3 separate regions of the Homo sapiens genome follow, and all the other regions are linked to region 2. A link is a loop called in an ENCODE intact Hi-C map of the cell type or tissue named here. Cell type or tissue: Panc1. All regions are shown on one strand.

What was found. Peaks named below come from ENCODE experiments on the same cell type or tissue, not always from the same donor. Only the 100,000 strongest peaks of a DNase experiment are listed, where the experiment ranks them.
Region 1: it touches region 2 in a loop (5-fold over the local background); 24 of 110 quality-filtered maps call a loop at or near these places.
Region 3: it touches region 2 in a loop (4-fold over the local background); 70 of 110 quality-filtered maps call a loop at or near these places.

The regions. Positions count from the first base shown.
Region 1 is chr7:36,967,533-36,975,532 of GRCh38, reverse strand. All of the region lies in intron 16 of ELMO1 (engulfment and cell motility 1), which reads left to right. Among named protein-coding and RNA genes, the nearest start is that of ELMO1-AS1, 26 kb to the left of the region's middle. In Panc1, a CTCF peak has its summit at 7,822; no DNase peak of the experiment used is centred here; H3K27ac peaks cover 1,574 bases.
Region 2 is chr7:36,483,437-36,491,436 of GRCh38, reverse strand. No RefSeq gene overlaps it. Among named protein-coding and RNA genes, the nearest start is that of ANLN, 98 kb to the right of the region's middle. In Panc1, CTCF peaks have their summits at 3,266 and 3,502; a DNase peak (open chromatin) is centred at 3,466; H3K27ac peaks cover 3,584 bases.
Region 3 is chr7:36,667,731-36,675,730 of GRCh38, reverse strand. AOAH (acyloxyacyl hydrolase) reads left to right here. Exons shown (of 21, transcript NM_001637.4): 3 at 1,722-1,788. Among named protein-coding and RNA genes, the nearest start is that of AOAH, 53 kb to the left of the region's middle. In Panc1, CTCF peaks have their summits at 4,486 and 4,718 (motif pointing right); a DNase peak (open chromatin) is centred at 4,710; H3K27ac peaks cover 2,670 bases.

The DNA of each region.
Region 1 (8,000 bases), 480 kb before region 2:
CACTGAAAATTATATTCTTTGAAACTATTTCAACTTTGATGAAAATTTTCTGTTTTGTTTTATTTTTGAGACTTGCTCTGTCACCCAGGCTGCAGTGCAGTGGTGCGATCTCAGCTCACTGCAACCTCCGCCTCCCAGGTTCAAGCAATTCTCCTGTCTCAACCACCCAAGTAGCTGGGATTACAGGCATGTGTCACCATGCCTGGCTAATATTTGTATTTTTTTAATAGAGACAGGGTTTCACCATGTTGCCCAGGCTGGCCTCGAACTCCTGACGTCAAGTGATCTGCCTACCTTGGCCTCCCAAAGTGCTGGGATTACAGGTGTTAGCCACCATGCCTGGCCTGATGAAAAATTTCATCTGTTGACTTAAAAATGTCTGAGCGATACATATAGTTTTTAAAATAGGGAGTGGGGAAATCACTGCTGTGTCCGGAATTGGTGGGTTCTTGGTCTTACTGACTTCAAGAATGAAGCCGTGGACCTTCGCAGTGAGTGTCACATCTCTTAAGGTGGCGCGTCTGGAGTTTGTTCCTTCTGATGTTCAGATGTGTTCAGAGTTTCTTCCTTCTGGTGGGTTCATGGTCTCGCTGGCTCAGGAGTGAAGTTGCAGACGTTCGCAGTGAGTGTTACAGCTCTTAAGGTGGCGCTTCTGGAGTTGTTCATTCTTCCCGGTGGGCTCATGGTCTCGCTGGCTTCAGGAGTGAAGCTGCAGACCTTCGCGGTGAGTGTTACAGCTCATAAAAGCAGTGTGGACCTAAAGAGTGAGCAGTAGCAAGACTTATTGCAAAGAGCGAAAGAACAAAGCTTCCCCAGTGTGGAAGGGGACCCGAGCGGGTTGCCACTGCTGGCTCGGGCAGCCTGCTTTTATTCTCTTATCTGGCCCCACCCATGTCCTGCTGATTGGTAGAGCCGAGTGGTCTGTTTTGACAGGGCGCTGATTGGTGCGTTTACAATCCCTGAGCTAGATACAAAGGTCCTCCACCTCCCCACCAGATTAGCTAGATACAGAGTGTGGACACAAAGGTTCTCCAAGGCCCCACCAGAGTAGCTAGATACAGAGTGTCGATTGGTGCATTCACAAACCCTGAGCTAGACACAGGGTGCTGATTGGTGTGCTTACAAACCTTGAGCTAGATACAGAGTGCCGATTGGTGTATTTACAATCCCTGAGCTAGACATAAAGGTTCTCCACATCCCCACCACAGCAGCTAGATACAGAGTGTCGATTGGTGCACTCACAAACCTTGAGCTAAACACAGGGTGCTGATTGGTGTATTTACCATCCCTGAGCTAGACATAAAGGTTCTCCACATCCCCACCAGACTCAGGAGCCCAGCTGGCTTCACCCAGTGGATACCACACCGGGGCTGCAGGTGGAGCTGCCTGCCAGTCCTGCGCTGTGCGCCCACACTCCTCAGCCCTTGGGTGGTCGATGGGACTGGGCGCAGTGGAACAGGGGGCGGCGCTCATCAGGGAGGCTCCAGACGCACAGGAGCCCACGGAGTGGGGGGGAGGCTCAGGCATGGCGGGCTGCAGGTCCCGAGCCCTGCCCCGCGGGAAGGCAGCTAAGGCCCAGTGAGAAATTGAGCTCAGCGCCGGTGGGCTGGCACTGCTGGGGGACCCAGTACACCCTCTGCAGCCGCTGGCCCGGGTGCTAAGCCCCTCATTGCTCGGCAACGGCAGGGCCGGCTGCTCCGAGTGCGGGCCGCCAAGACCACGCCCATCTGGAACTCCAGCTGGCTCGCAAGCGCCGCGCGCAGCCCCGGTTCCCGCTCGCGCCTCTCCCTCCACACCTCCCTGCAAGCCGAGGGAGCTGTCTCCGGCCTTGGCCAGCCCAGAAACGGGCTCCCACACTGCAGCGGTGGGCTGAAGGGCTTCTCAAGTGCCGCCAAAGTGGGAGCCCAGGCAGAGGAGTCACCGAGAGCGAGCGAGGGCTGTGAGGACTGCCAGCACGCTGTCACCTCTCACTGCCTTAGAAGACAGGATCATGAATGTGGCTTCCATAGTTCAAGACCATCCTAATGATGGACTGGAACTTGTTTCCTTCTCATGGAGCAAATTGAGGCCTATGTGGGCATCTCAGCCCTCACTCAGTCTATTGCTCTGCAACTTAGATGGTAGCTGATAGAGACATAGGGCCCTAATGGGACATTGTTAAAACACAGTCTCCTAAATGTCAGGCCTCAGTTATATAGATCAGAAAAATTTTCCCTGTACTGGCACTACTGATTAGCCAGCTAGGGGAGAAAAAGAACAGCAGTCTCGCTCCAGGAGGCAGAAGGCTGGCCTTTATCCTGATGTACCTGTAGGATGGATGGGAGCCTGCACCATGCTCTGGCTTCACGGATTGGGTTGTACCACTCAAGTGGACATTTAAGCCTGCTTAGAAACCTTGATGCATGTTATAGTTTGAAATATGTCCTCCTCAAAAATATATACCAGAGTCCTGGCCTGGCATGGGTGGCTTACGCCTGTAATCCCAGCACTTTGGGAGGCCGAGGTAGGTAGATCACCTGAGGTCAGTAGTTCGAGACCAGCCTGGTCAACATGGCAAAACCTCGTCTCCACTAAAAATACAAAAATTAGCTGGGTGTGGTGGTGGGCGCCTGTAATCCCAGCTGCTCAGGAGGCTGAGGCAGGAGAATCGCTTGAAACTGGGAGGTAGAAGTTGCAGTGAGCCGAGATCGCGCCATTGTACTCCATCCAGCCTAGGCAACAAGAATGAAACTCTGTTTCAAAAAACTATAGATATAGATATAGTTATATAGATATATAGATTGAAGTCCTAACCTCCGAAAGTTCCCTTATTTGGAGATAGGGTCTTACAGAGGTAATCAAGTTAAAATGAGGACATCAGATGGACCCTAATCCAGTGTGACTAGTGTCCTTATAAAAAGGGAACACTGGATGCAGAGACAGACATGCATAGAAGGAAGATGATGTAAAGAGACACAGGGAGGAGACAGTCATCTACAGGCCAAGGAGAAAGGCCTGGAACAGAGCCCCTTACAGCCTTCAAGAGGAACCGACCCTGCTGATGCAGACTTCCAGCCTCCAGAACTGTGAGACAATGAATTTCTGTTGTTTAAACCACCCAGTGTGCCATACTTCGTCATGGCAGTCCTAGCAAACTGATAGAGTGCACTCAAAAGCACAGATTCTTTTCATGGACTTTCCAAAGCCCAGGGACTTCTGTTTCTTCTAGCTGTGTTTTGAAATTGCGACATGGCATGGGTCATCAGGATACGAGTTGTTATCTCCTTCCCGTAAGAGCAATTAAGGTCAAAGACTGAAGCCAGAGCTCTTGGGTTTAAGTCCCATTAGCTGTGTGACCTCTGGCCCTAATGGTGTCTCTTGTAAAATAGAATAATAATACCTGCTTCTTAGATTACTTGGAGGACCAAGTGAATTAATAACATGTAAAACTCTTGGTGCTCGGCACATAATAAGTGCTCGACAATGAAACGTTCATTGCCATTGTTGGGGGGCCAGAAAGCAACCACTGCCTGAGAGCACCCCAGACCCATGAATCACACAGCAAGAAAGAAAGCCCGCATGGTCCCCTGGAATTCTAGAAGTTTTATTTGTGAAATTACCTTACAAATGTTAGAGAGGTTTAAAAAAAATCTCTGCTTGTCTTTTCTCTTGTTTTATCCTGTCTTATTCTTGGAAAAGTTAATATTTGAGAATAGCTAGCATGTCCTATTAATCCCTTTTTTAGAAAAGGACCCGCTCCGACACCAGTTGGCAGTTAGGTTTCATCAGTCACTCGAGATTATGGATTAACTCACTGATCTTTTTACCCTTTGAGCTAATTAGCCTCTGGACAAATACCGCTAGTCACAGAGGCCAAGCACAGCTGACCAAACACATTTCAAAGAGTAAATTTAGTGAGTAAATAACGCCAGGCTTAGATCTCTTGGTAATACTGCTTTTCTGAATCAGTGGAATCTGGATGATCTTTCCTTCCCAGGGAGAGATGGAAGTGTAATGTTTACAACCCTTCAAACCAACAGAAAAAAATGTAACGAATTAAGTCAGCTACTTCCTCCCTTGACTCCTCCTGTTCCCCCATTTAAAATGATTTCTTTTCTTATGTCTTCAAATAACAAGCTCAGTTTGACTTTAAATGACTTAAGTGTATCCTTTGGGATGGTTGTTTAATAGACCTCTTTCAAAGGGAGGCTTCCCTGTATGCCCAGCTGAAACATAATTTTTCTCAATTTAATTTAATTATCACCACCTGCCAAAACTTTCTCTCGCCTCCACAAAGCACCTTGAACAGTTCATGCCTCACCTTGGTGGTAAGGCCTGTTAAGTACTTGTAGATAATTATCCTCTTAATGTTTGGTGAAACTCAGTGTTTCTAGACCTTTCGTTCTTTGCTAAAGAAGACTTCTCCAGGTAGTCCTTTCCAAGCTCCCTTCAAGTTGTAATGATTCATACACACAACTTCACCAGTGAGGCCTCCATACCTGGGTTTCCACAGTTGCAGGGAGAACATCTCCCAAGGGTGGGCCCATCTCCTTGGCAATGGCAGTGAGGATGGTGTGTCATTCTGATGTCCAGCTCTGTCAGGTACCAGGTAGCTGGAATGGCAAGGCTCCTGGCCTCTCCCCTCATGTCTCCCTCATGTGAGCAGCCTTATCCTGTGCGTCGATGTTCTTCTGAATGCCATGTTTTTTCCTAATCCCACTCTGGAGAATCAGGAGTTTCAGACTGAGTGGCCAGCTCTGACATTGCACAACCACATACCTAAGTAACTCAGGTTTTGTGTTTTGTTCTTGCATTGAGGAAAAGAGAAGACAGGAAGCTATTGTGCTCTTATTTCAGAAGAGTGGTAAAAGTGTGGTCATTTTGTCACTTGTCACCAGTATTCAGTGATTCAACAAAACCTTTATCAAGTGTATACTACATGCCTAGTAATGTGCCAGGGACATGGAAGGAATTCAAAAAGAATACAATCCAGCTTTTGCTCTCAGGGATCTTAGAAAACAGTGAAAAGCTTATAAGATTGTAAGCAACATTAGCTAGTTAACCACAGAGTGGGAAGCCTCCAGTGGACTAAGTTGCAGTCCACTGTTTTGTGGCTACCACATTTAGAAAAAGCACACTCCACACTGGCATGGTTTTCCCAACCAGGTTATCATGTCTGCTGCTCAGCTGCATCTGGATAAATTGTGTAATATGATTTTATTGTATAGAATGCCGTGCATGTGTGTGTATTGGACAGAGGAAGATTACCAAGAAATAATTCATGGAACAAAGAAGGTATTAGGACAGCATTCAGCATATGATCCTTGGTGTGCGTGTGTGTGTGTGTGTGTGTGTGTGTGTGTGTGTGTGTGTTAAGTGTATGAATGTATTTGTGTGTGTGTTTGTGTGTGTGTTTACATATATAAGGAGAGCCTGAAAAATGAATACAATGCTATCAAGAGTGGATAATGATGGAGAATGAGACTGGAGAATCCAGAAGAAGAGTTTTATTTTTAGTATAGTATTCTTTAGTACATATTTTTACTATCGGTATAGTTTGACTTTTATAATAATTTTATTTAACCATCAAAGTAAATTCTTGAAAAATAGAAATCTTGTTAAAATATTAATAAAAATAAAACCCCTTACAATAATATGAACAACAGGGAAGCGACTAAAGGGGTTCATAAAGGGAATGTTTTACTCTTGACTTTAATTATTAAAGAAATATGATTTATTTAGAGTTTGTTTTGGAAATATTTAAAGCAGTGATTTTCATCCTTTACTAGATGTAGCCACCTTTTGAGTCTTTTAAAAATTAAGACCCAGCCCCAGGATCATCCCAGACTTTCTAAGCCAGAATTTCAAGTGAGGCTTAAGCAAGTGTGTTTTTAAACAGCACACACACCTCCTACCCCACACCCCCACCACATACTACACACATATACCACCACCAGCAGCTTCCTCAATCAATTCTGATGTGCACCAACTTAAGGCATAAAACTAGGGAAGTGATGCAAGTGGGGGGAAGCAATTGTGGCTGTAAACATACTGAGTTAAACTTCCTGTGAAATGACACAGATCTTAAATTGGGTTGAAAAACAATATACAATATCATGAATATTGAATTCACCACATATCATTATCACCCAAATATGAGAAAAAGCTAGAAATGCAAGAAGAAATGAATAAAAATATAGCTGGACTGACATTCATTACACTATTACTCTAGTATGTTAAAATATAATCTATAGAATACTTCAATAATATAATTAATGTGTCAACTAATAGGTACATATTGAATTGATACCTTTAAATATAGCTGTGATGGCATGTCTTTACATGGTAACTGTATTATGTTAAAATATAATATATAGAATACTTTAATAATATAATTAACATGTCAACTACTAGGTAGGTACATACTGAATTGATACCCTCCACTGAGAGTATGCCTTATTTTTCAGTATCCATGCAACTTTTTCAAAAATGCATCACTTACATGGCTAAAGATCCTCAATAAATTCTCAAAGGCTTTTAAATAACCACTGAACCAAAGAGGAAATCTAAACTACTACTAAAGATTACAAAAATGATGACAGTGAGAACATCACATGCCAAAACTTATGGGATATAGCCAAAGCTGCCCTCAAATAGTATATTTGTAGCCCCAAAATTATTTTTTTTAATTATTTATATAGAAAGAATGAAAACAAGTGAACTCAGGATATAACTCATTTTAGAAAATAACAACAAAAGCACCCAAAGAATACAAAAGGAAAGATAATGCAAGGCAATAAACTAGAAAATAAAAGAAATAATAGAATCAATAAATGAATCTAAGAACTATTTCTGTTAAGGCAATTATTTAATAGAAATAATTGACAATTGACATTGACAATCTATCAAATAAAATGTAGAGAAAATGTAAGAATTAACAAAATTTAATTGAAAATGACATAGAGACATAGAGCTGATTAAAATATTATTAATGAATTTAATGGGTGGCAATATGCCAGTGTGCTTTACAAAGCTCAATTAGTACACCCAGACACGCATGCCTGCACAAACAAAATAACTATGGGCTATCTGTGAATAATATATTTGGGATAAAATATATACATTGCTCATAAAGCAAAGTGTCATACTTTGCCAGTTGAAGTATAGATTAGTACAGTCTTTCTGAAAATGGCAATATATATTAAGAACTTAAAATTTTCTGTGATATTTATCCTTCTATTCCAAGTCAAAGACTTTATCCTAAGAAAATCAGAAGTGCAGAATAAATATTCTTTGATATTTTAAGAGAGACTTTAGGAAGACTCATGTCATTGGAGTGAGCTGATGATATTAATGGTTGTGGGGAGAAATAAAACCAATAGAATGATTTCATCTAGAAAAAAAAGCATGGAATTATAAACTTAAAAATAATTCTGGAAGACTCTGCACCACAATGTTAACACTCATTATTGCAGTGTAAGGATTACAAGTGATTTTTAACTTCTTCCTTTTATTTTTATATTTCTTTCTAATATTACTCAATTGGAAGGTAATATTTCTATAATTAGATAATAAACTTACTAAAACAAAAATTTAATATAAACATAATGGAAGGGTTATAATAACAGGCAAAGCACATACAAAAATCATGCCTGCATAATATATTGAGACTGAGGATGCCACCAAATCCTGATGTTCCCTGGTTAGTTTGTTTACTTTCCATTTCCCTGAAAGGGGCATGAATGAGAGGTGGAGGGAGAAGATATTAGCTAGGTTGCATTCTCTTTCCAAAGCCTGAATTCTTTTTTATTTCGTGTTTCCATCACTGGGTCTTTTATCATTAATCTCTAAGATGTCAGCTGTTCATCACCAGGTGCCTGAATCCCTACCAGAAACTCCTATTGGTGTTACCTATCCAGGGACACGGATTTCTCTTGCTCTTTCCTTTCTCTGTCCTTTCTCTCCCTGAATCTGAGCTGCTTTCTGGAAGTGGTCAGCAGCACCCTCCCTTTGCCAGAAGT
Region 2 (8,000 bases):
CAAGGAGGACTTTTAAAAGCACCTTAAGAATGACATATTGGTATATGTAGTCCTATAGATGAATAATTTTTCTAACAAATCTTCAAAGTCTATAAAAGATTTAGTCCATTAAAATGTTACAAAGTTTATTGTTTCCTGCAATATTTTTACAGGTATATAAAAAGAGCTCTCGTCCATGCTTTTGCTAAGTTACTAATTTCATTACAAGAAAGAAACAACAGGGAAGAAAAAGATTGTATACCCCTAAACTGTAGACTATAAATAGGGTTATAATTTGGCACAGGGAAAGAAATAAGGGAAAGGAGAAAAAGGATAATTAGGATGCAAAAAAGGAACATGGTTTATGAATTACCTTGAAAGCACAATTTTAAAATATAACTATTGTATACCCCTAAACTTTAGACTATAAATGGGTTATAGTTTGGCACAGGGAAAGAAATAAGGGAAAGGAGAAAAAGGATAATTAGGATGCAAAAAAGGAACATGGTTTATGAATTGCCTTGAAAGCATAATTTTAAAATATAACTACTTTAATTCATTCCCATCCTGAGACAATGCACAGAATAAAGCCAACAGTTCCTCCCTGGCCTGCTGACAACTTGATTAAGCCAAGTGACTTCTGATGTCCCCATTCAAAGGAGCAGAAATCCAAGCTAGTGCACAATGCGCAAAAGGAAGTGAGAGACGTTAATGAGATGTTGGATCATTTTGCAGACAACATCAAGGTTGACTAGCTGTGTGGACCAAGTGCACTGCAGGAGTCTCCAACCACTGGAAAATCTGACATTTGCAGAGCTGACTGTTTTGTTCTCCAGCACTGCAACCCTGCTCCCTCCCCAAGCCAGTACGGTGCTCTGCAAAGGTGCCAGCAAGAGCCTTTCCCTCCATCCATCAGAGAGCAAATTGTTCACTATGCAACCATATTCTTTCTCATGGATGCCAAAGAAAATAAAAAATAATGCAGAATATTGGCAAAAAGCCAAACATAGGCAAGGAACTTGAAGTTTTAGCATTTTACTAATTTATAAAGTGGAAACCGATGCAACATTAAGCCTGTTTAGAGCCAGGCCAGTTTGAGTGTTGGCTCTGCCGTGGAACATTAGGAAAGCTACTTAACCACTCTGACCCTCAGGCTCCTCATATTCGTATATCCTTATATTTAACACAGGACTTCTATGAGGACTAGATGAAACAACACATAAAGCACCTAACACAAGTCCACATTATCTTATTCACATTCTCCAAATCCAAAAAGCTCTGACAACCAAAGATTTGTTTCATAGCTCACTTTGGAGGCACACCCTGACCTGCCATGACATGAGGACATTTAGGCTTTATTTATCCCACTTAATATGAACATTTATGTTTCCCTGCAGAAAAATTAATGGGTTGATTATAGGGAGTTGTCCTAGACCCTTCCAGAGCATTATGTAATATATAGCATATGCATAATATTAGCTCTACATATTCAAAACGTTCTGAATTCCAAAGTACATCTGGCCCAAAGAATTTCAGATAAGGAACTGTGAACCAGAGGACATCCTCATTTGATTATTAATTTATAAATCCCCTATGCCCAGTTCATTGAGTACCAAGACCTCCTATGTATGCTTTCAATTTATGATAAAAGAGCTTATGTGAGCGTTTATGGCTGTTTTGAGTAAATTCTATGATATCAGTGAGTTCAGGGTCATCTTCCAAAAGAGAAGCAGAGTTTCTGGGCAAAGCATTCCGCTACTTCTAGACAGCACTTGAGTCTCAAGGCACAAAGCTTAAGGAGGAAAAGTTATAACCTCTCTTGTTCAGGAAACACCATTGAACAAATGAATGGAGTCAAGTTAAAGGAAACAAGGAATGGCCATACCGTAGAAGCCTGCTGAACTCCATCAGGAGCCTGGAAAAGACACTGAGGAGCACTGAGTGATTTGCCTTCTCCCTCCCAGGGTAGGTGCAAACTGCCGACTCCAGGAAGCACTCTAGGAGCTATTCAGTTGGTGCAAAAGTAATTGTGATTTAACAATTAGTGCAGTTAGGAGTGCAGCTTCAGAGCAAGTTTTCATACTACATGGCTGGTCTGCAATGCAGCAGATGGCAAGCACATGGAAATTTGGAAAGATCTAACTTGTAGGAACTGGTTTTGGGCAAAGACTTCATGACTAAAACACCAAAAGCAATGGCAACAAAAGCCAAAATTGACAAATGGGATCTAATTAAACTAAAGAGTTTCTGCACAGCAAAAGAAACTATCATCAGAGTGAATAGGGAGAAAATGTTTGCAATCTATCCATGTGACAAAGGGCTAATATCCAGAATCTACAAGGAACTTAAACAAACTTAAACAAATTTACAAGAAAAAAACAAACAACCCCATCCAAAAGTGGGCAAAGGATATGAACAGACACTTCTCAAAAGAAGACATTTATGCGGCCAAAAAACATATGAAAGAAAAGCTCATCATCATTGGTCATTAGAGAAATGCAAATCAAAACCACAATGAGATACCATCTCATGCCAGTTAGAATGGTGATCATTAAAAAGTCGGGAAACAACAGGTGCTGGAGAGGATGTGGGGCAATAGGAGCGCTTTTACACTGTTGGTGGGAGTGTAAATTAGTTCAGCCATTGTAGAAGACAGTGTGGCGATTCCTCAAGGATCTAGAACCAGAAATACCATTTGACCCAGCAATCTCTGGTATATACCCAAAGGATTATAAATCATTCTACTATAAAGACACATGAACACGTATGTTTATTGCAGCACTATTCACAATAGCAAAGACTTGGAACCAATCCAAATGCCCATCAATGACAGACTGAATAAAGAAAATGTGGCACATATACACCATGGAATACTATGCAGCCATAAAAAAGGATGGGTTCATGTCCTTTGCAGAGACCTGGATAAAGCTGGAAACCATCAATCTCAGCAAACTAACACAGGAACAGAAAACCAAACACTGCACGTTCTCACTCATAAGTGAGAGTTGAACAATGAGAACATGCGGACACAGGGAGGGGAACATCACAAACTGGGGCCTGTCAGGGGGTGGGGGGCTAGTGGAAGGATAGCATTAGGAGAAATACCTAATGTAGATGAGGGGTTGATGGGTGCAGCACACCACCATGGCACGTGTATACCTATGTAACAAACCTGCTCATTCTGCACATGTATCCCAGAACTTAAAGTATAATTTAAAAAAAAAAAAGGAAGAAGAAGAAGCACTGGTTTTGGGGAATTGCATAAATTAAATATACAGTAAGATACAACTATAAAAAATAAATAGCTCTCCATTCATTTCAGGCTGCTTAATTCTTTAGCATACGTTTATCTGAAGGGTGTCATACACTTGTACTCATTTTTAACTACATCTAAAGCTGAATTAATAATAAAATCCTTAACTTTATCAAGAGCATAAGTAATCAATCTTTCAATGCTTTTCAAATGCCACATCGGAGGATATCAAAGCATTGTGGCAAAACTACTAGTGAAGTATTGGCACCATCTGATGGGTGAGATTGGAAACTGCAAGTGTACATGTACCACTTAAAGCTGAAGTTATAAACTTTGACAAGCCAGTGTTATTTCCTCAAGTGCTGATCTCCTTCCAAAATTTTCATCATAAATCCGGCAAATTCACACTAACAGACTGATAGTCACACTAGTAGACTGAGATATTAATCAAGTTGTTAAAAGAAAACATAAATGTAAATATTTTTTAAAGAACTCTTTTATAAGAATTAAAATAAAAGACATACACAAATATACATATCTTTTTTTCACAGGTGTGTTTAAATTTAGTTCTCTTTGAGACCTGGACAGTGCACATTGGTTGTTTACATAAGGAAGAGGTTGTATATTTAGGTTGGTGCAAACGTAATTGCAGTTTTTGCCATTACTTTTAATTGCAAAAACCACTATTAAAAGTAATGGCAAAAACTACAATTACATTTGCACCAACCTAATACAATTCATTCTACAGACTCCTGCTCAAAGAAAAGCCCTATTCTTATGATACATGTGATAAATAAAAAGGAATATTTGAGCTGTATGGGCAATCTCTTTTTATGTTTTCCCACTTTATGTGACTTTTTAAACTGATTGATTGCATTAGATAAAAGGGCTTCTTCTGGGCCAGGTGTGGTGGCTCATGCCTGTAATCCCAGCACTTTGGGAGGATGAGGCGGGCTGATCACTTGAGGTCAGGAGTTCGAGACCAGCCTGGACAACATTGTGAAACCTTGTCTTTACTAAAAATACAAAAATTTGCCAGGCATGGAGGCACATGCCTGTAATCCCAGCTACTAGGGAGGCTGAGGTTGCAGTGAAACGAGATCACACCACTGCACTCCAGCCTGGGCAACAGAGCGACACCCTGTCTCAAAAAACAAAGGTAGGGGGCTTCTTCTGAGTATGTATATATAAATATATATATATATAAATATATATAAATATATATATAAATATATATAAATATATATATAAATATATATAAATATATATATAAATATATATAAATATATATATATATAAATATATATAAATATATATATATAAATATATATATATATAAATATATAAATATATATATATATAAATATATATATATATGCCCTTTTATCTAATGCAATCAATTATATATATATATAATTAGGTTCCCAACAGTCAATACTTTTAATTTTTTCACTCTTCCTCAGAAAATTTTACATAACATTTAAATGTATTAAATAAATAATAAAGACACAAATATTTTGATTAATCATTCTTCGCCTTCGGCCTAGATATGAAAATCAGGGAGACTGAAAAACTGTGGCAATTGTGGAAATAAACAAAGATTACCCAAAGGAGAACAGAGAAGGACTATTTATTCAGAACTTGCTCTAGCAAGGGAGTCAGCTACTGTCACTCGAATTTGGCAGAGACTCAAAGGCAGGCAGAGGAAGGCTTTATAGCAGGGAAAAAAATGGGGAATGCTCCAGTGTGCCCTGATTAGAGGCTGTTGGCATGGGGAAGCTGGAGGTGGTTAGGAAGAAGCAGGGCATCCTATGTGATTGGTTAGGGAAACATATTTGGCTTTCTCTGGTTGGTCTTAAGTTGGACACGGACAAAAACTATGGAAGCTGTCCATTAGTAATTAAGTGACCTCTCAGGGTTAGGGATCTTGGTTATCCTTCCATCCAGGAAAGAGGCCCACACAGCCCCAGAAGCAGACTCCAGCCATTTGGGTGGGGAATTCTGAGGACCAGATACCTGCACATGGTCCAGAAAGGGAAACGCAGGCCCTGGGTGGTCATGTCCCCTTGGCCTTGCAGAGGAGGTGCAAGGTTGGAGATGGGCTGGAGGAGGGGGGCAGGGAGGCAGTCCAAAGCTTGGAGCCCAAGGGAGGGGCCCTGTTGTCTGAGAAGCCACTGTCCTGAGCCTTTGTAAAAACACGAATCTCCCATGATGCTCTTTTCCACTTCCTAACAGCCTCTTATCTGCAGATCCTGGAGTGAGACTTTGAATTCTCCTTTGGCTAAGAGAGTTGTCTCTCACCACCAAAGGCTTACTCAGGGAAAGAATAAAAATTATTACAGGTAACCCTCCAGGCAGGGTCCAAATTTATATTCTCAGTAATTTTAGCAATAGTCACAAAACTTTATTTACATAAATCCATAACAAAAAGTAAAATTAATGTCCCAATTTCAAATATTCTGTCTCACTGGTAAACCAGTTTTCTGGACTTCTAGTTCCAGGAATATGATCACTGTGTGTGTTTGTATTGGCCATCAGGAATAGGTCTGGGATCTTCTTATGCCTTAAGACAAATGGAGGTTATAAACTATTTATGTTAAAAGAGAGAGGGAGGGAGGGAAGGAAAAAGGGATGGAGTCCTATCCGAGAGTCCTTGGTTATTTACCTTTTATAAATTAATTCCCACTAGCCAGTGTGTCAAGGTCAGCAATGACAATATCTTCCAACCCTGATATGTTCTGCATTTGAAACATGTCAAGAGTCGCTTGAGATGACTTACCTATTTTGTTGTCAAACCTATTGCTTAACTTTTCAGCTATTCTTGCCACTGCTCTGAGACAAACAGTGGAATTCAAGAGTTAGTTTTATGACCAGGCTTAAGAGTTTTTCTAAAACACTTCCAGCCAGTGAGCTCAAAACATTCCTTTTCTTAAAAACAGAATTTATTGTACACAACCTTACTGTGACAGGAGAAAGTGTTAAAATTAAAATTCAGAAGAAGCCCTTTTATCTAATGCAATCAATTAATTGAAAAAGTCACATCAAGTGAGAAAGCAAAATAAGAGATTGCATACACACACAGCTCAAATATTCCTTTTTATTCATCACATGTATTGTAAGCACAGCCCTTTTCTTTAAGCAGGAGTCTGTAGAATGAATTATATAACCTCTTCCTTATGTAAACAAACAATGTGCACTGTCCAGGTCTCTAAAGAGAACTAAATTTAAAGAAACTGATGAAGTAATCTCAGAGCATTGTTCTTCTAGATTTCTACTCTTTTTCCCTTTTGTACTTAATATGGCCGCAGTTTCTTTTTTTTAATTTATTTTTATTTTTTGAGACGGAGTCTCACCCTGTCACCCAGGCTGGAGTGCAGTGGCGCAACCTCAGCTCGCTGCAACCTCCACCTCCCGGGTTCAAGCGATTCTCCTGCCTCAGCCTCCCGAGTAGCTGAGACTACAAGTGCGTGCCACAACACCCAGCTAATTTTTGTATTTTTAGTAGAGATGGGGTTTCACCAGGATGGTCTCGATCTCTTGAACTCATGATCTGCCCGCCTTGGCCTCCCAAAGTGCTGAGATTACAGGCGTGAGCCACTGCGCTCGGCAGTTAATCTTTATAGAATCTCTGAGTTATTGTTTAAAAATTTCATTTTCACACTTTCAGTTTATATAATGTTTAACTATGACATTTACAGTATGTCATTTACAACTGGTACGATCACGTTTGGGAGCAAACACTATTGACTCTTCTGACATTTGCTTGTAGAAACAGAAATGCACACACCTGTTAGGGAGCATTCCACTAGCCTCTGATGGTTACCAAAGAATTTTACCAAGGGAATGAGCAAATTAATATAGTGATATAGTTAAGTGGGACTTACAGTCTATTTATGATGAATGCATATGTCCACGCATGCGTTCACATGCACACACACACACACACACACACACACACACACACACACACACTCCCTGACTTCTCAGGAATGTGCATCTTGAGGGAGATCCTTTAGTTTTGTTGAGAAGGGATGTTAACAACGATGCAAATGAATGAAGCCAGGAAGGATAGAGTGGAACTGGACCAAGATGGAACTGGACCAAGATGCCAGACTAGAAGCAGCTCATGTGCACCACTCTCACAGAAAGGAAACAAAAGGGCTAGTGAACACTGACCCTGCAGGCCAGTCATCTGAAAAACTACACTGTGGTCGGGTGCAGTGGCTCATGACTATAATCCCAGCACTTTGGGAGGCCGAGGTGGGCAGATTGCCTGAGGTCAGGAGTTTGAGACCAACCTGGCTAACATGGTGAAACCCCGTCTCTACTGAAAATACAAAAATTAGCTGGGCTTGGGTGGCACATGCCTGTAGTCCCAGCTACTCGGGAGGCTGAGGCAGGAGAATTGCTTCAACCCATGAGGCAGAGGTTGCAGTGAGCCAAGATGGTGCCACTGCACTCCAGCCTGCACAACAAAGCAAGACTCCATCTAAACACACACACACACACACACACACACACACACACACACACACACACATTGGGATCCATCAAGGTAGCCAAGAAACATAGAGAGCAGAACTGGGCACCAGCCTGTCTGGGCTCAGTGCAGAGCCAGGAGAATCTCTCCAATACCAGAAAGGATGAGTGAGTGAGAGCCCCCTGAGGGATTCACACTTTCCACGAGGACCTGTGCAAAACTGAGAATGGGAGAATTCTCCTGGCCTTCCCACACCCCCCACTGCACTTCAAGACTAAGGCAGAGAAC
Region 3 (8,000 bases), 180 kb before region 2:
GGTTATATTCATGAGAGATTTGGGTCTACATTCTTTCGGAGGAAGGTTTCTGGTTTTAGTATCAGGGTAATATTAACCTCATAAATAAGTTAAGAAATGGTCACTCTGCTTCCATTTTTTGGAAGAATTCTTGATAAATTGTTAGTAATTCTTTAACTTTTTTGTAGATTTGCCAATGAATCCTATCTGGTGCAGCTAGCTGGTCTTAGGCTTTCCTTTGTGGGAAGTTTTTAATTACTAATTCAATCTCTTTACTTGTTATATGTTTCTTAAAATTGTCTATTCTTGAGTCCATTTGGGCATTATGTGTCTTTCTAAGAATTTTTTATTTTATCTAAGTTACCTAATTTATTGCCATGCACCTGTTCATAACATTCCATTATAATCCTTTTTATTTCTTTAAGGTCACTCATAATGTGAGGACACAGTTTTAATTGCCTACTTCAAAGGCACAATTTATTTATTTATTTATTTGAGACGGAGTTTCACTCTTGTTGCCCAGGCTGGAGTGCAATGGCACGATCTCGGCTCACTGCAACCTCCACCTCCCGGGTTCAAGCGATTCTCCTGCCCCAGCCTCCCTAGTAACTGGGATTACAAGCACCTGCCACTACACCCAGCTAATTTTTTGTGTTTTTAGGAGAGACGGGGTTTCACTATGTTGGCCAGGCTGGTCTCAAACTCCTGACCGCAGGCGATCTACCCGCCTTGCCCTCCCAAAGTGCTGGGATTACAGGCGTGAGCCGCTGCACCCAGCCGAGCACAGTGTATTTAAAGTCTCGTACTTTTTTGTCTAAAAAGTCATAGAATAGATCTATTTTAATACAAAAATAATATTTCACATTATTTAACATTAAGCAAAATTGAAGTACCAGGGAGCATTCCCATATTTATCTTGTTTCACCACTCCATCATCCAGCAAGGCCCGGGCCCCCCTATGTGAGACACATCATGACAAGATAGATTCTCCTTAATCAGGGTTTTCTAGCTCTTTCCAGGACAGCTGATCTGTCCCTAACTCTGCTAAGATCCTGAGTTGAATTACCAGGGCTCCACAATAGACTCACAAACTGGAGAAACAGGACCAAAGAGCTAACAAGTTTCATTGGGTGGATAGAGGAACTCACAAAACATTCATGTGCTCTCATAGGTCAGGGGAGATTATGTTGTTAGTAGGAGTATTTGTGTGGAGTGTATCTATGTCCTGTGATGAAGGTGGCAGTGCAGGATCACCTGTAACTGTCATCTCCTTTTACCTCTGGGATAACAACAGCAAAAACTAAGGACCCCAAGTGAAGTATTTTCCTTTGAATAAACACCAGAAAAGACCATTTCTAACAGAGCTACATTTCAGATGATTGACTAATGCAAGTCTCATTTCTTTCAACTTCAACAAATGAGGTCATAGCCAACATTCAGGTATTCCCTGTAGAAAAAAAAGAAAGAAAGAATGAACGAAAAGGAAAACCCAGCATTAAACTGTGTTTTTAGAATAAATTGGTTATCTTTAACCTGGACGGTTAGGTGGCATTCACATAAACCTGAGATAGAAGTGATATTTAATGCATACATTAGCTGAAACATTTCCTTCAAATCCTTAAAATTAAATTAATCATAAATTAATCACTCAGCTTCAGTTCCTAGCAAAGATAATCATTATTAAGGTGTGTTAAATTCGTCGCAATAAAAATATATTCAATTTCCCTCTTTATATTTTTTAGAAAAACTGTTCTTGAAAACCACCTGCTATTTAGTCATTGACAAGTTTGGATCAGACATCATAAAACTGTGAGTATGCCATGACACATAACTCTGATTCCATTGCTGGGACATGGGAGGAACAAGAAAACTGGGAGGTGGGAGGCTCTGTGTTCAGCATGATGCGCTTTCTGGACAGGGCTCGAGGTGTTATTCCAGCTCTTAGTAATAGTGGAAAATTGGAACCTAATTTGGATCCTTCGTCACTCTACGCAAAGGCTCCCCTTGAATTACAGTGTGGTAACCTGTACTTGGGTGATTGAACCTTTCTCCTGAGCCCTCTCCGCCTCCCTGGATTCCCAGGCCACATCTTCTCTCCCCACTTAGCTGGTTTCCTGGCTTCTCTCCGCCTCCCTACTCCCAGCCCTTGCTCCTCGCATTATCACAGTCTGCTTTTTCTTTTACTGTTTTTCTTTTTTTCCTTTTTTCTTTTCCTGAGACAGAGTCTTGCTCTGTAGCCCAGGCTGGAGGGCAGTGGTGTGATCTCGGCTCACTGCAACCTCCACCTCCCAGGTTCAAGCAATTCTCCTGCCTTAGCCTAAGAGGCTGGGATTACGGCGGGCATGTGCCACCACACCGGCTAATTTTTGTATTCTTAGTAGAGATGGGGTTTCACCATGTTGGCCAGGATAGTCTCAAACTCTTGACCTCATGATCCACCCACCTTGGCCTCTCAAAGTGCTGGAATTACAGATATGAGCCACCAGGCCCAGCTACTATTTTTCTTTTTTTGAGCTCAGGGCACTGAATCAAATAAGCCCTGTTTCTCAGTTCATGGCAGTCTCTCATCAATGATCCATACATGGCTGTCTTACACTTTTTATATTCTTATTTAGTTACTTTGAATACTGAAATAAGCTCCTGAACCCACCACCCAAAACAGTCTAGGACCTTGACCATAACTTTCTCTGCTCCTATGGTCCCTCCCCTTTATTCTCAGGCTTTTCCCACCCAAGTGAGCATCATCCTAAATTCCGTGTTCATCCTTCTTCTGCTTTCTATAAAAAAAATTATGGAGGTTTTTCTATAGTTTTATTATGTATAAAATATACAAATATAAATCATTCATTATCATATAATACATGTTATTATAAACATTTTATAATTTATTACACATAAATTATATGTTTAATTGCTTTCTGGTTTTAACTCTTGTGAACAGTACTCCTAGGAACATTCTATTTTTTTTTAACTTTAAGTTCTGGGATACATGTGCTGAACATGCAGGTTTGTTACATAGGTTTACATGTGCCATGGTGGTTTGCTGCACCTATCAACCCGTCATCTGGGTTTTAAGCCCCACATTCATTAGGTATTTGTCCTAATGCTCTCCCTCCCCTTTCCCCCACCTTCTGACAGGCTCTGGTGTGTGATGTTCCCCTCCCTGTGTCCATGTGTTCGCATTGTTCAACTCCCACTTATGAGTGAGAACATGTGGTGTTTGGTTTTCTGATCTTGTGATAGTTTACTGAGAATGATGGTTTCCAGCTTCATCCGTGTCCTGCAAAGGACGAGCACTCATCCTTTTTATGGCTTCATAGTATTCCATGGTGTATATGTGCCACATTTTCTTTATGCAGTCTATCATTGATGGGCATTTGGGTTGGTTCCTAGGAACATCCTTACATGATTCCTCTTCAAGGGGCCATTAGCCTTACAGCAGAGATGTTCACAAGACAGCATCCCCCCTCTACAACAGGGTAGCCTAGAGTCTACAACATTTTAAAGACAGAAGGAACTTAAAATCATACAGGCAGGGAGGTCATCAGTAATCTGTCATACTGTGCATCTGCCTCTCTTAATAGCGATCTCGCTCTGTTGTGGCAAACAATTTTTCATAACCCCTGGGCTGTGTTTGGAAGGCAGGGACCCTTTATTCTTAGCTAGTGCCACTATTATTGCCACTGCCTCCTAACAGGACTCCAGGCCTACAAACTTGCCCATTGCCCTGCAATTTCATAATCTACATTATAGCTAGACTAGTATGTTTTAATGCAAACCTAACTATGGTACTCCCTTAACGTAAAATTATTCGAAGTCTTCACATCCTCTGGAGGACTCCTAGCCCCATACACAAGGCTCATCAGGAACTGGTTTCTGAGGGCATTTCCAGACTCACCCCTTGCCACTCCATAGCACACTACACTTCAAACCACTTGTAGTCTCCCCACACACCAGGAGGTTTCTGCCTCAGGATCTTTGTACGAGATGTTCACTCAGCTTGGCACATCCAAAACCTCTACCCCCTACCTCTACCCCAAACAAATCTTATGAACCCACTCCTATACACACAGGCAAACAGGCACACACACACACACACACAAACACGTGCACACACACAGATGCACACACGCACACACACATACACACACACGCATGAGCACATGCACACTCATACAGACATGTACATTCATGAGCATGCACGCATTTTCCTAATACCCTGTGCAAGCCCGTAGCATGGCATTTACCACAGCTGTTTGTAACTGAATTATCCATTTACTTTTCTAAGCTGCTATCTAGATGGAAAACAGTTTGAGGGCTAGGACTACATTTTATTCATCTTTGCATCTATCTGCAGGTACTTAGCAAAATACTGACTATATGTTTATGAAAGTAAAAAAGAAAGTAAGAAAAAGAGGTAGGAAGAGTTGGGGGGAAAAGGAGAGAGCTTTGTATCTCCAGGCCCAGGTGTAATACTTAAGCATGGAAAGTCTTCAATAAGTGTTTGTTGAATTAATAAATTTTTTTAAAAAAAGTATGATTACAGATGAGCCATGACTAGATTGCTGTGAAGAAAGCCTTTTAAAAGTATGAAAACAGTAAAAAAAAGAAACCCTTTTCGTCTATTTGATGAATCTATTTATACACCTAGTAGGAGCCTAGATCAGGGAACCAGATCAGCAAGCTGAAAAGTCCCAGAACTCAAAGGGGGCAATACATGCAAATGTCCAAAAGGGGGTGCCAGAGAGCAGCTCCCAACAGCAGTGTGCTGGGAGTTACCGAGAAGTGGCCTGGGTAATTCAGACACAACTTGCTCTTCTGTACCTGGCTATAGAGTGGTGAGTGTGAGAACCAGTGAAGCACAAGGATCAGAGAAAGGACAGACACAATACTCATCACTGCAGATGCAAACTGTACAGCATGTGAACTGTACAAGAGACAAGCGGGCATAGGTATGGAGAAAGAATGGGACCAGCGGGCCGGGCGCGGTGGCTCACGCCTGTAATCTCAGCACTTTGGGAGGCCAAGGCGGGCGGATCACGAGGTCAGGAGATCGAGAGCATCCTGGCCAACATGGTGAAACCCTGTCTCTACTAAAATACAAAAAAAATTAGCCGGGTGTGGTGGCGCGCGCCTGTAGTCCCAGCTACTCGGGAGCTTGAGGCAGGGGAATCGCTTGAGCCCTGGAGACCGAGGTTGCAGTGAGCTGAGATGACGCCACTGCACTCCAGCCCGAATCACATTTTTCTTTCTAATAAAGAGACTAATTCTCGCTAGCATGAGGTGGGCCACTTTTGAAGAACCACAGATGTAATAAATGAATAAATAACAGATGTCTGATCCCACCTTCGTGGTTCTGTCCACCATGTGTTTTGTTTGTCCATAATTTCCTATGTGTATTAGTTGTGAGCTGATAGAAATGTTTCCTCATTGGGCATGTTCTTCATACAGCTTGTTTTAAGCCATCAGACACAGCTCGAGATTGATGGAGAGCCTGAAAATGACAACCTCATGATTTAGTTTTACTTGAATATCAGTCTTCCAATATTAAATGTATTTTCTAACCCAAAGGGCATCCTTCCTTATTATTTCACACCACTCAGTTCTCAATAATTCATGGACTAATTGTGCAGCAATTACATTTCCTTCCTACAGGCAGAGCCACAAGATGTTAAAAAAAAAAAACAAAAAAAGGATACCTGAGAACTCAGGGGTTCCCCTAAGAACCTGAGTCATGCAGGGAGGAGCTACTTCAGGGGGCAGCTCAATCCCAGCCAGTGACACAGCTGGGTCCCCTCTGTGTGTCTCAGACCGCCATTGCTCTCTCCATTCCTGTAGCAAGCCTGACTCTGGTCTCTGTCTGGCTGTGTTGCTTTCTGGTATCTATTTATGCTTCTCTCTAAATCACAAATTCTTATGTCCTAAGCCCAGGAGCTCTCTGAGATCAGGACAGGCATAAACTACTAACAGTTTTAAGAAAAAAATGCAAAACAGAATTGATAACAATTATGGTATACCTTAGATGTAATTAATGGCTTTGGGAGAGGCATTAAAAATACAGGGCAGAGCCACTGCACTCTGTGACTCATGCCTGTAATCCCAGCACTTTGGGAGGCTGAGGCGGGTGGATCACTTGAGGTCAGGAGTTTGAGATCAACCTAACCAACATGGTGAAACCCCATCTTTACTAAAACTATAAAAATTAGCCAGGCATGGTGGTGAGTGCCTGTAATCTCAGCTACTCAGGAGGCTGAGGCAGAAGAATCACTTGAACCCAGGAGGTGGAGGTTGCAATGAGCCAAAATCATGCCACTGCACTCCAGCCTGGGCAACAGAGAAAGACTCCATTTAAATTAAAAAAAAAAAAAAAAAAAGGTGGGGGGGGAATATAATTCTGTTATTCCCAAGATAATTACAAGATTTATAGAAATAATTAAATTCTAGTACACTATAAAGGATGTGACCTAGAAACAAGATAAAAGTATTAAGTTATATGAAGAAGATCTTCCAGTTCTGCTGGGGGATCTCTGTGACTACAATTTGTATATAAAACCTCCTTTGAAAGTAATGTCACAGGTCTAAATATGAGCACTTTCAAGTGAAAAAGGCTCTATTCCCCTAACCCTGCCACAGGCTCTGTTACTCTGCCATGTGGTCATCCTTGCTCCTCTTTAGATTTATGATGATAACGATGGTCATCATCATCGACTGTAATTCTACCATGATTCTAATTCAAGCAATCAATTAGCTGGCTATGCCAAAGTGTTGAAGCCCTGCCCTTCCTGCATGCTGCACTCTGTACACTTCTATAGCTGTAAAGGTAGTAAAAGGAAGTAAATGAAAATGTGATAGGTTCAACATTATGAAGTTTGAAAGTCACCACTCTGTTCTAACAGCAGGTTAAAAAGCTGAACAAACTGAAAAACCAACAATACTTCATAGATCTTTAAGAGAAGTAAGATCAGGGCTGGGTGTGATGGCTCACGCCTGTAATCCCAACACTTTGGGAGGCCAAGGCAGGTGGATCACTTGAGTCCAGGAGTTTAAGACCACTTTGGCCAACATAGTGAAACCCCGTCTCTACTAGAAATACAAAAATTAGCCGGGGGTGGCGGTGCACCTCTCTAATCCCAGCTACTCTAGAACCTGAGGCATTAGAATCACTTGAACCCAGGAGGCGAAGGTTGCAGTGAGCTGAGATAGCGCCATTGCACTACAGCCTGGGTGACAGGGGGAGACTCTGCCTCCAAGAAATCAAACAAACAACAAAAGAAGTAAGATTATTGGGCAAGCAGCTGCCTCCGAAAGTGGGGAGAAACAGGTGGATACAGAGAATCACAACTTTCCAGGGCAAAAATTGCCACAGGAGCCAGCATTAAAGAAAGATAATCTGTACTGTAATAGACAAATTGCTGGAGCTAGACGTAGACAAGACTGTGTTAAAAATTCCAGGGGAACCAAGTCATAGGGGTGTGCCCACCCACTCTTTTGTGAGTTTTACCTCCAAGAGTTCAACTGATTTCTCATAGTAGTTATTAGAGACACACACACACACACAAAAACCTCTCATGTTTCTGATGGTAGGAGTGAGGGAGCAGGGGAGAAATGAAAAAGAGTAGAAAACAAAAATAAAAACAAAGAACAACGGTAACAAATAAAAAACAGTAACAAATATGGTAGGTATTAACTATATCAATAATCATTTTGACTGTCAATGGTTTAAATGCACCAACTAAGAAACAGAAATTGTCAGAGTGGATCAAAAAATTAGACTCAATTATATGCTGTCTAGCAAGAAACTCACTTTAAATATAAAGATAAATATAGATTAAAAGGAGATAGAGAAAGCTATACCATGCTAGCATTAATCAAAAGAAAGAGCAGCCATGTTAATTTGAAACAGAACATACTTCAAAGTGAGGAAAGTTATCAGGGATAAAGGGATAAGAGTTACATAATGATAAAGTGGTCAGTTCTCCAATAAGACAAAAATTCTTAATATGTATGCACCAAAAACAGAG